Regions from separate parts of the Homo sapiens genome. Here region 1 is linked to region 2. Evidence: chromatin contacts called from ENCODE Hi-C or POLR2A ChIA-PET data. All regions are on one chromosome and are shown on one strand. Each heading gives the region's core, a stretch centred on a gene start or an enhancer-like site at or near the end of the contact. The rest is flanking DNA. Distances are from core to core; before and after follow the strand shown.

The links. A loop is a pair of places that touch in the nucleus more often than their neighbours do. ChIA-PET counts read pairs that join two places held with the same protein, here RNA polymerase II (POLR2A).
Region 1: a map of PC-3 shows a loop between it and region 2 (2.6-fold over the local background). The contact joins the enhancer-like site here to the promoter of LINC02629 in region 2. A Hi-C loop is called at or near these places in 1 of 168 maps with a recorded cell type or tissue (PC-3). POLR2A ChIA-PET finds 5 or more read pairs at or near these places in 1 of 52 experiments (A673).

What each region holds. Positions count from the first base shown.
Region 1 is chr10:34,525,447-34,531,639 of GRCh38, reverse strand. The region is part of intron 2 of PARD3 (par-3 family cell polarity regulator); the gene reads left to right. Among named protein-coding and RNA genes, the nearest start is that of PARD3, 290 kb to the left of the region's middle. RefSeq lists enhancers at 2,919-3,494, 4,885-5,640. Within about 2 kb of position 4,784, at least 9 of the 41 ENCODE cell types and tissues checked have a DNase peak (open chromatin) inside an H3K27ac peak, as active enhancers do; they include A673 and PC-3, where a contact is called at or near this core.
Region 2 is chr10:33,901,948-33,907,758 of GRCh38, reverse strand. LINC02629 (long intergenic non-protein coding RNA 2629) reads right to left here and starts at 3,628. Exons shown (of 6, transcript NR_170279.1): 1 at 3,369-3,628.

The DNA of each region.
Region 1 (6,193 bases), core at 3,535-6,034, 620 kb before region 2:
AAAACAAGAAAGGAAATTCCTGAAGCCGTTGCTGCAGGTATGCCAGCAGGCACAAAAACCTTGTACTTTTGTGAAATACCTTTTCATCTCATATTGAAAATGCGGCTTTTATGTGGATGCAGGATGGTTAAAGGAAAAGCACCTATTGACTAATATGATTTGAGAAAAAGTAATGTCATTACATGGCAAGTTAAAGCAACAAGAAGCTGAAGGATTTAAAGCTGGAGAATTTAATGCCAGCAAAGGATGGTTTGATAATTTTTTAAAGAGGCTTGGCTTAAAAAAATGTTCAGCTAACAGAAGTATTAATAACTTCTGCCAACCAAGAGGCAGCAGACGAGTTTCCAGATGCACAATCATTGAGGAGAAAGAGTGTCTGCCTAAACACGGTTTTAATGCAGACGAAAGTGCTGGAAAAAATGCCAGCAAAAGATATTTATTAGTAAGGAAAAGGATCAAGCACTAGGATTTAAGTCCAGAAGAGATAGGCTAACTCAATTGTATTGAGCAGAGGCAGTCAGGACTGCCCTCATCTACAAAGCTGCTAACCCCTGAGCCTTGAAAGGAAAAGATAAACACCAGCTGCCAATCTTTTGATTGCACAACATAAAGGCCTGGACACTGGGAACACTTTTCCAGATTGTTCTATTGATACTTTGTCCCTGAAGACAGGAAGTACCTTGCCAGTAAGGGACTGTCGCCTTTTAAAGTTCTTTTGATATTGACCAACGCCCCTGGCTACCCAGAGCCCCAGGAGTTCAAGGCGTTGAAGTAGTCTAGTTGCCTCAAACACAATGGCTCTAATTTAGACCTGTAAGGCTCATTACACACAGTACCCTTTGGAAAGGATGGTCGTTACTATGGAAGGGACCACTGATAGAACATTATTATGAAAGTCTGGAAGAATTACCAATGAAGGTGCCTTCCTTGTGATAGAAATATCGTGAAAGCCAGTAAATCCCAAATAACAAATTCTTGCTGGAGACAACTGGGTCCAGATATTGTGAATGACTTCACAAAATTGACAACAAAGCCAGTTAAGGAAATCATTAAAGAGATTGTGGATATGGCCAAAAAAGTGGGGGATGAAGGACTTCAAGATATCAGTCTCAGAGAAATTCAGGAGCTCATAGATACCACAGCTTAGGAATTAATAGAAAATAACTTGATGGAGATGAGTATTTCCGAACCAGTGCCTGATCATGAGGAAGAAGACAGAGACGAAGCAGTGCCAGAAAACCAAAATTACACCATCTGACAGAAGGGTTCTGATTATTCAAGACTATTTTTGACTTCTTTTATAATATGGACCCTTCTGTGATATGTGTACTGTAATTAAATCGAACAGTGGAAGAAGGGTTGGTATTGTATGGAAATATTTTTAGAGAAAAAAAACAGAAAAAGTCAGACATTGTGATGTATTTCTGTAAAGTGACACAGTGGTGCCTGTCTCTCCTGCCTCCCTTTCCACCTTCTCCACTTCTTCTGCCTCTGCCACCCCTGAGACAGCAAGACCAACCCCTCCTCTTCTTCCTCATGAAGATGATGACGATGAAGACCTTTATGATGGTCCACTTCCACTTAATGATTATTAAATATATTTTCTGCCAGGCATGGTGGCTTAGGCCTATAATCCCAGCACTTTGGGAGGCTGAGGCAGGAGGATCACTTGAGGTCAGGAGTTTGAGACCAGCCTGGTCAACACTGTGAAACTCCGTCTCTACTAAAAATACAAAAATTAGCCGGGCTTGGTGGTGCACACCTGTAATCCCAGCTTCACAGGAGGCTGAGGCAGGGGAATTGGCTTGAACCTGGGAGGTGGAGGTTGCAGTGAGCCAAGATTGCACCACTGCACTCCAGCCTGGGTGACAGAACAAGACTCCATCTCAAAAAAAAAAGTAAAGTAAAAAATATATTCTTTGCCTTATGATTTTCTTAATAATATTTTCATTTCTCTAGGTTTACTTTATTATAAGAATTCAGTGTGGAATACATATAACACACAAAATAGGTGTTAACTGTTTCATGATAGTGGCTAGGCTTCCAGTCAACAGTAGGCTTTGGTAGTTAAGTTTTTGGTGAGTCAAAAGTTATACTCAGATTTCGACTGTGTGGGGGGTTTGCATCCCTGCATTGTTCTAGGGTCACCTGTTTAATAGCACTGGGGTGATAATGCACATGTGTCCTTGTTAGAGAAAGAGCTCATGGGCCTCCTTGTGGTGTTGAGTACTGCTGATCCAGCTATTCCATGCTACTTTTCTTTCCCTAGTTTTGTGAAACCCTGTTTCCTTGATTTTATTTATATTCTTTAGTCAGTTCTCAAAATCCTTTGAAAGTGGTTTGGAGGAAGGGAAGAGGAACCTGCAATCTCAGCAGTTACCCAGGTTTGAGTTCTGATTTCCATGGGTGATCCGCATTCAGATTGGATGAAACCTGTGGCTTCAATTGTACCTAAGTGTGGACGGCACCCAATTACAAGTAGTTAGCCTCGAACTCTTTTTTGTACCATGGACTCCCATCTCCAGTTGTGTCCCAGGAACTGGCTGAGAGCATGTGATAGTTTTCCCTGTAACTGAATGCATCATCTTTTGTTTTTGTTTGTCCTTGTGCCTGTCCTCTGCCCAACCACCCAAATGACAAACCTAGACACCTAAAATCTGTCATTTTCCTTCATAATGGCACCCATCCACCACATACCAAGTCCTTTTAAATAAGTCTCCATTCTGCATTTGAATAATTATACATCCTGATTGTCTTTTCACCACCTTTCCATTAGCCTTGGCCCTCATGACTTCTTCATTATTAGACTAATGAGCTACGAGTGTTTACCCTCCTAGTCCTTCTCCATACCCCTTGAAACCTCGTGCAGAATAAATGCAAGTTAAACTGCTGTGTGTTAATGACACCCCGCAGTTTTCAGGATAAAGTCTATATGGCTTAACTTAGTTGTCTTTCATCTTCCCCTCTTGATTACCTCAGTCTCTTGAAACTTTCTCAAATATTAGTAACATTTCTTAAAAACTTGCTACTTACAGGAAACATCCTAAGCAATTTGTCATAATCAAATGAAATTTATGGGGAAAAAACAAAACAAAACAAAACAAAACAAAACCTATCACTACTGAGCCCAGAGGAGTGAAGAAGTTACCTAGGGCCACGCAGCTGGTGAGTTGTTTGAGGCTGACTCATCTTGAGAGCTCATTCATGATTAGCAACCTTGTGGTGGTAGAATGAGTGGAATTCCTGGCAAACCGCAGGATAAAGTGTCTCCATCTCCATTATTCTGGGTCACTTGTGTGGACGTTGTCTTGGGAAGCAAATGAAGGCAAGTAGAGGGTTTGGCTTTCCTTAGAATAGATTTTCTTTAAAACTTAAAATTTTTAAACTCTTTGTGCTTGACTAAGTCCATTAGATGGCACTAGTATTTACCTTCCAGAAGATTGGCATTAAATTTCAGTATTAAAGCAATTTGTGGATTGGGGGAAATATTTAACTTGCAAGTTATTTCTTTTACCTGTCAAATATGGGAGTGAAAAGATGGGCACACAATATTTATTCTGTGTTCAGTTTTTTAAAAACATTGCTAAACAGGTTATACTAATGAAGAGTTGATAAAAAGAATTTTATTATTTAGTTACTTTTTGAATAAACCTGCCAGTTGATTAAAATGAGCCTAATTTAATCAGTATTGTATTGCATACTGAAGATAATTTAGGCTAATGTCAAGGACACCGTTATCTCTCCTTTGTAGAAGGTGTTGAAATAATGAGAGTAGCAAAAAAGGAGTCAGAAAATGAAGTTTTTCATCTTTGCCCCTGGGTGGGTATTTAAAAATCACACCCTTCCTTCTTGCATGCAAATTAAACTGAAAGTCATTTTGTACTGTAATATTAACCTTACATTTTACAAAATAAATTTATTGAACTTTGATCTTTTGCTAATATTGGTTTGTGGTTGTCAGAATGAATTTGAGGTTTTCATTGTGTGTCATTTTCACCTGGACTTTCATTCAGAACTTGAAGTGAACAGAAGTGGTGGGTTTGATATATCTTAATTTGAAAATAAATCACTGTTAAGCAGCAACTCCTAGTTCTACTTTCTTCTTTTTTTCTGAATCACTTTTTTCTTCTCTATCTACCCTCCCCACTCCAGCCCATGTCTTAATAGAATCATCTGAATTCCTTTCTTCCTTTAAAGTAGTTAAACGGCCCTCAGTTTTTCTTGTGATGCTTTTAGATGGAAGCTAAGTCATTGCTGAGGTTCTTGTTCAAATTGTGAAGTCAGCAGGTAAAGGGATTATGAACTCCCAAGTGAGTCCCCTATACAAAGGGCAGGTTGCCTTGGAAACAAGGCTAGTTCTTAGAGTTGGAAATACCATCTTGTCTTTAAATGCCAGGGCTGGTGATGTGCTGACCCCTGCTGCATCATCTCTAGACCTAACATTGTGTGGAGAAGTTTTCCATGACTTTGTGCAAATTGCTTAACTGCTTCCCAGTTCTGATTGATTGGCCAAAGCCACAGCCAAGTTTTCTTTTCTAGTGCTTCTCATTTTAAATATAATTTGCAAAATTTAGGACTAAGGAAGTGATCCTTCAAGTTTCTATTTTAGAATGAAAAGTTTTCCACTACTGATTGCCAAAAAATAAAGTATAGAGTTTACCAGATGGCAAGACATTTTAGTGATGAGTCATTTTTTACAAGTTCAACAATGGAATGAGTGATGCGTTAAGGAAGCCCAACGAGGGAATGTCTCGGTTCTGTGAGATGGTATTACTTGATGGTAGAGACGGAATTACCCTTGTTTCTGACGACACTGGATATGAACTGTAGCAGGGAGCTCAACGGTACAAGTTGGTAGGAGGAGGCAGTTGTAGCTTAAGTGGGACTCCTACTTTCCCTGCATCTAAACATTCGTAACTTGCTGGTGGCACAGCAGGAGGAGGGTTTGAGGGTGGTGTGTGGGTATGGAGACAAGGGCTCCCCACCCGTGGAACCAAGCCCTGGTTTACTATATCCAGCTAGCTGAAGAGGTAAAAAGACTAGAAAGAAAGGGCCTTCCTAACTAAAGATCTCAGCTCTGAAAGACTAGAAAGGAAGGGCCTTCCCACTAAGGATCTCAGCTCTGTTTTTGTGGACTCACCAGTGGATGCAGACATTCAGAGGAGCAGGAGAGCAGGGCATGCTCCTGCCTGGTCGTGACTGTCCTGCTATGTTTCTGGGTTGTGCATTCACATTGGCAGCTTTTCATGCCCTGGGACTATTACAGCGTAGGGACTGGGGGAGATTTCAGGATGTGACTTATGCCTGGGAGTGAAGGGAGTGGTGTTTAGTGGAGATTAGGAAGAAGATGGAAAGTATTTCACCCCCAGTTGCTTGCTCACTAACGTTTAACATTGTGATTGGTGCTGTGGGTTTTGGTGGTGGTTGTCTTTTAATTACAGTTTAGAGAGGCTGTGTGTGTGTCTGTGTATGAGAGAAAGAGAGATTTTGGTTTATCTCGTTAAGACCTATCTATTTCCTACATGGTGTTGGATTTTTTTTTTTTTTTTTTTTTTTTTTGATACGGAGTCTCTCTCTGCCACCAGGCTGAAGTGCAGTGGTGCGATCTTGGCTCACCGCAACCTCCATCTCCCACGTTCAAGCGATTCCCCTTGCCTCAGCCTCCCGAGTAGCTGAGACTGCAGGTGTGTGCCACCACGCCCAGCTAATTTTTGTATTTTTAGTAGAGACGAGGTTTCACCATGTTGGCCAGGATGGTCTCCATCTCTTGACCTCATGATCTACCTACCTCTACCTCCCAAAGTGCTGGAATTACAGGCATGACCCACCATGCCTGGTGGACTTTTGATTAATAAAAATATTTTGGCCGGGCACAGAGGCTCACGCCTCTTAGAAAAAAAAAATCTTTTTTTTTTCTTTTAAGCAAAATCCCTACTGCAGACTGTGTTGTTAATTTAAAGAGTTACTATTGAGGGATTCTCTTATTTATCATTTGTTAATGCAGGCATTTCTGGATACACGTAAACATATGAATTGTCAAGCTAAATTGTTCACAGATTAGAACACTATGCTGTTGACCCCTGTTTCCACGTTACTCCCTCTTAGATATGTTGGAAGGTTGGCAGAGTGGCAAGGCTGGAACATATACCCATAGGTGAGGTACTGCTCTAATATCACAAACCATGGGGCTAGA
Region 2 (5,811 bases), core at 2,379-4,878:
CTGCTTAAAGCAATAACAATGCATTGTAGAGTATATATTATTTGTACTATATATGAAATAAAATTTATGGCAAAAATAGCAGAAGGCTGGGAGGAGAAATGGAAGTATACTGTTGTAAGATCCTTGTACTATATATGAAATATAATAACATTTGGCAGGGTGCGGTGGCTCCCGCCTGTAATCCCAGCACTTCGGGAGGCTGAGGCAGGTGGATCGCCTGAGGTCGGGAGTTCGAGACCAGCCTGACCAACATGGAGAAACCCCGTCTCTACTAAAAAATATACAAAATTAGCCAGGCATGGTGGCATATGCCTGTAATCCCAGCTCCTCGGGAGGCTGAGGCAGGAGAATCACTTGAAACCGGGAGGCAGAGGTTGTGGTGAGCCGAGATCGTGCCATTGCACTCCAGCCTGGGCAACAAGAGCGAAACTCCGTCTCAAGAACAACAACAACAACAACAAAAAATATATATATATGGTATATATATACACCATATATATATATACACCATATATATATATATATATACACACACACACCATATATATATATATACACCATATATATATATATATATGGTAGTTTCTAATAAGGTAAAGATGTACAATATAAACCCTAAAACAATTACTAAAACAATGTCACACAGAGTTATAGCTAATAAGAAAACACAATGGTCAATGAAATCATTAAAAATACACTCAATCCAGGGATTTCTGATCCAGGTGAAATGGTGTACAAGTCCATCTCCAGTTAAATTGCACTTAACTCCCTGTTAAGTACAACTATAAACCCTGGAAATAATGTAAGAGGCAATCGAAGGAGAACTATACATGATGGGAAGAGGAAGGAGGACTCTGGGGGGAGTCTCTGGACTAGAGAAAAACAGCAGCATTGTGTCTTACGTTCTCCCCATCCAACACAAGAAAGGGACTTAGGCCTGGCATTTTCTGATTCCGGGCCTGTCCACTAAAGGGGGCTCAGATCAGCTCATTTCTTCCTTGGAGTGAACAAAAGCTCCGCCATTAATTTGTGCAGCAGCAATGGAAACAAACAAACTCTACCAGCAACGACAAACAAGTTCGGCAGCTCCCGCAAGGGAGACCGATTGAAGGCCCTGCTAAGAGTAAGTGTCTAGGTTAAGTACTCTCCTTCCCCACTGGGGCTAAGACACTCATCCCCAACCCAAGCACCAACAGGCACTGGGAAGGGAGACCCACTGCAGTAAGCCCCTGGCCCAGAAAGCACTGTAATTTCTTGCCAGGCTTGAGACTCCCATCCTCCACCCAGAGACACCAGGTGGCCAGGCAGCACTGACAAGGGGGATCCCCCAACTATAAAGACCTGGTCCAGGAAGTGTATTTGTCCCCTTGGGTCAGAGATTTCCTTTTTCCTCCTAGGAAGCACGAGACAGCCTGGCTTAGGGAAACTATACTACACCACTGCAAGCAGTACCAGCAGGGACTAGTGGGAGCCCCGGTGGCACCAGAGAAAGCAAGCAGCCAAAACAGCTCTGAAAATGAAGTTGTCACTAGAACCACACCCCACAACATTAGGTCAGAACCGCTGTGCTAAATCTAAATAGGCTGACTGCTGTCATCACAGATCTAAATAGGGCCCGGATCTCCTAATATCAAAGCCAAAACGTCCAGGATATAATAAAAAATCACCTGCACATCAAGAACCAAGATTTTAAAGCAGCCATCATAAAAATGACTCAACAAGGTATTATTAATTTTCATGAAAGGAATGAAAAGAATCGTAAATCTTAACAAAGACGTAAGTAATAAAAAAGAACCAAATTGAAATAACAGAAATTAAAAAGGCAATAAGAAACAAAAAACTTGCTAGGTGAGTCCCTCAACTGAACTTCTTACCTGAGTTTTGTCCATTCTTCTCCTTGCACACCTTACTGTAGTGTTAATGGCCCCGTTATTATCTCTTCAACTAGAATTTAATTCTCACAAGGCAGGTATCTTATCTGTTTTACCCACTGTTGTATTTCCAGTGTCTACCACCATGCCTGACAAATACTTCTTAAATAACTGAAGGAATTTTTAAAATACCCAACCCCAAAAAGGCAGAGAAAATGGAAAAACGGAAGAGGAAATATAACTTAATCATTTCTATAATTACATTAAATCACAATGGCCTAACCCCCAAATTCAAAGGCAGAAGTTGTCACAAGAAAATAAAATCAAGAGCCACTCTCTGCTGCCTGCAAGAAATGCAGTTTAATTGTAAAGACACAATTAGGTTAAAAGTATGGAAAATAATACATCATGCTAACACTAATCATAAGTAAGCTATAGTGGTTATATTAATATCACACAAAGCAGTTTTCAGAGCAAAGCATATTAGCAGCGATAAAGAAGGTCATTTCATAATGATAAAAGGGTCAATTCATTATAGAAAACAACCACTGTAAATGTTAATATACCTAAATAACAGAGTCCAAAATACAGGCAGCAGAAACTGGTAGAATTTCAAGGATAAATAGACCTAGAATAGAGTGTCCATAAATGGATTCACACATACATGTAAGTGAATTTTTGACAAAGTTGCAAAGGCAATTTTGTGGGAAAAGAATAGCTTTTTCAATAAATTGTACTGGAACAATTGGATAACCATATATGCAAAAATGAACCCTGATCCCCACCTTGCACCACATACAAATATGAACTCACAATGGATCATAGACTTAAATATAAAATATAAAACTATACAACTTCTAGAAGAAAACATAGGAAGAAAAATCTTTGTAATGTTTGATTGGGCAAAGATTTTTTACATACAGCACCAAAAACATGATTCATAGAAGAAAAAAGTCTGACAAATTAGATTTCATTATGACGAAGAACTGTGCTCTTTGAAAGACACTGTAAAAGGAAAGAAAAGACAGCCACCGACAGGGAGAAAATATTTACAAATCACATATCAGCTAAGGAACTTGTATTCAGAATATATAAAGAGATTTCCAAGGCTCACTTATAAGAAGACAAACAGCCAAAACCAAAATGGGCAAAAGATTTGAATACACATTTCTCTGAAGAATATATATGCATGGCAGATAAGCACATGAAAAAATGCTGAACATCATTAATCATAAAGGAAATGCAAATTGAACCCACAATGACTGATACGATTTGACTGTGTCTCCCCTCCGCCAAATCTCATCTTGAATTCTAGCTCCCATAATTCCCATGTGTTGTGGGAGCAACCTGGTGGGAAATAACTGAATCATGGGGGCAGTTTCCCCCATACTCTTCTTGTGGTAGTGAATAAGTCTCATGCGATCTGATGGTTTTATAAAGGGAATCCCGTTTTGCTTGATTCTCATTCTCTCTTGTCTGTCACTATGTAAGACGTGCCTTTTGCTTTCCGCCATGACTGTGAGGCCTCTTCAGCCACGTGGAACTGTGAGTCCATTAAACCTCTTTTTCTTTATAAATTACCCAGTCTGGGGTATGTCTTTATCAGCAGTGTGAAAACGGACAAATACAATGACATATCATTATACATTGGTTAGAACATCTAAAAAAAAAACAAACACCAACTTGTGATACCAATGTTGGCAAGGATGTAGGGCAACTGGAACTCTCATACCCTGCTGGAGGTAATGCACAAGGATGCAACTTCTTTGGAAAAGAGTCTGTCAGGTTCTCAAGGTAAAGATATACCTACAGTATGACCCAGTTTCTATACTCCTAGAACTCAAACCTATGTCTCCACAAAGACTTATACACAAACATTTATAGCAGCTTTATTTGTAACAACGCCCAACTGGAAACCATCCTGATGTCCATCAACAGGTGACTAGATAAACAAACTCTGGGATCTTCATAAAGTGGAATACCATTCAACAATCAAAAGGAATAAGTGATCAGTATTCACAACAGCATGGATGAATCTCAAAGTAACTATACTGGGTGAATGGAGCCAGACAAAAAAAATTTATATATATGCTTCTGTTTATATAACATTCTAGGGAACACAAAATAATCTACAGCAAAACAAAGCATATCAGTGCTTTCCTGGGGAGTGGGATTTGGGGAGGGGAGAGGCAAGAAAGAAGGACTACTGAGGGACACGAGGAATTTATCCGGGTGATGGAAATGTTCATTATGTTGATTACGGTGATGAGCATTTACAGAAATCAAACTTACCAAATTATACACTTTATGTGTTATTTATTGTATGTCACAATTTAAAAAAGAAAATAGTAATACAACTATTTCAAATGCTGTCATTTAACCCACAAAATATCAAGGATTTTTAAGGATGTGTCTTTGACTGCAATGCAATGATATATTCCTGAAAGTATAGGTGGATAAAATTCATCATGTTATGAAATATACAATCAAAGAGATCTCAGGGATTCTGTAATTTTTTTAGGTGAAGAAACTGGACTAGATGGGGGTAAACTGACTTGCCCCAGACCATATAGGAACTCCATGTGCCTAAACTAGCTCATGAAAATGAAAGCTTTGGTTTTCTGCCACCCATAAAGCTAAGTCACAGTGACATTTTAATAAATGGTCAATAATGTTGAGTCCCTGTAGTCTTAAAGTTTACTGCCTGATAGGAAATTCGTTGGCTAAAAAATTCAAACAGCCTTTCTAATTGTTGTTGAGTATAGCACAAAATAATCCACATATTCTATCTGACCATAAATGTCAGTGAGAATGTTTTGGTATATTCTATAGCCCATACTGATGGCTTTAAATGAAATGTATTTAATTTATTTAATATTTGCTTCTGCATAAATTAAAAAATGGCACAAATCACTCAGGATACTTTACTTTCCAAGCTCAGAAAAATGTCATATTATGCTGTTTTTGGTTTGTTTAAGATAAAACCACTTTAATTCTATCTGCTGCAGAGTGGTCTTAATAAATACACAAATCTATGATTTCATCAGTGCAAATGGCACCCTATAGAGTTTTACAGTGCTGAAGATCTTAGATGTATATTTATTAGAAAAGAAAATGTGCCATCAATTTATTAGAAGTATAATTGCTATAAATGATTTCAAATGCGACGCTTAAGTATCATTAACTCTGAAACTTTAATCTTCTTCAACTGGTAAACAGAAGTGTATTCTCATACCAATGTACATAACTAAGTTTGCTTTTTTCTTTTAAAAATTTTTTTATTTTTAATTTTTGTGGGTAAGTAGTAGGTGTATATAATTATGGGGTACATGAAATGTTTTGATACGGGCATGCAATGTGAAATAATCACATCATGGAGAATGGGGTATCCATCCCCTCAAGCATTTATCCTTTGAGTTACAAACAATCCAATTACATTCTTTTAGTTGTTTTAAAATGTACAATTAAATTATTATTGACTATAGTCACCGTGTTGTGCTATCAAGTAGTGGGTGTTATTCATTCTTTCTAATTTTTTTTTGTACCCGTTAACCATCAACCACCCACCCCGCTCCCATCCCCACTACCCTTCCCAGCCTTTGATAACCAGCCTTCTATTCTCTATGTCCATGAGTTCAATTGTTTTGACTTTAAGACCCCACAAATAAGTGAGAATGTATAATGTTTGTCTTTCTGTGTCTGGCTTATTTCACTTCACATAATGATCTCCAGTTCCATCCCTGTTGTTGCAAATGACAGGATCTCATTCTTTTTTTATGGCTGAATAGTACTCCATTGTGTATATGTACCACATTTTCTTTATCCATTCATAATAGCTAACATTTGGAAGCAACCTGAGTCTATCCACACTTCAAATTCAAACAGCCTTTCTAATTGTTGTTTCTATATGTCCATAAACAATTAGGTTGCTTCCAAATCT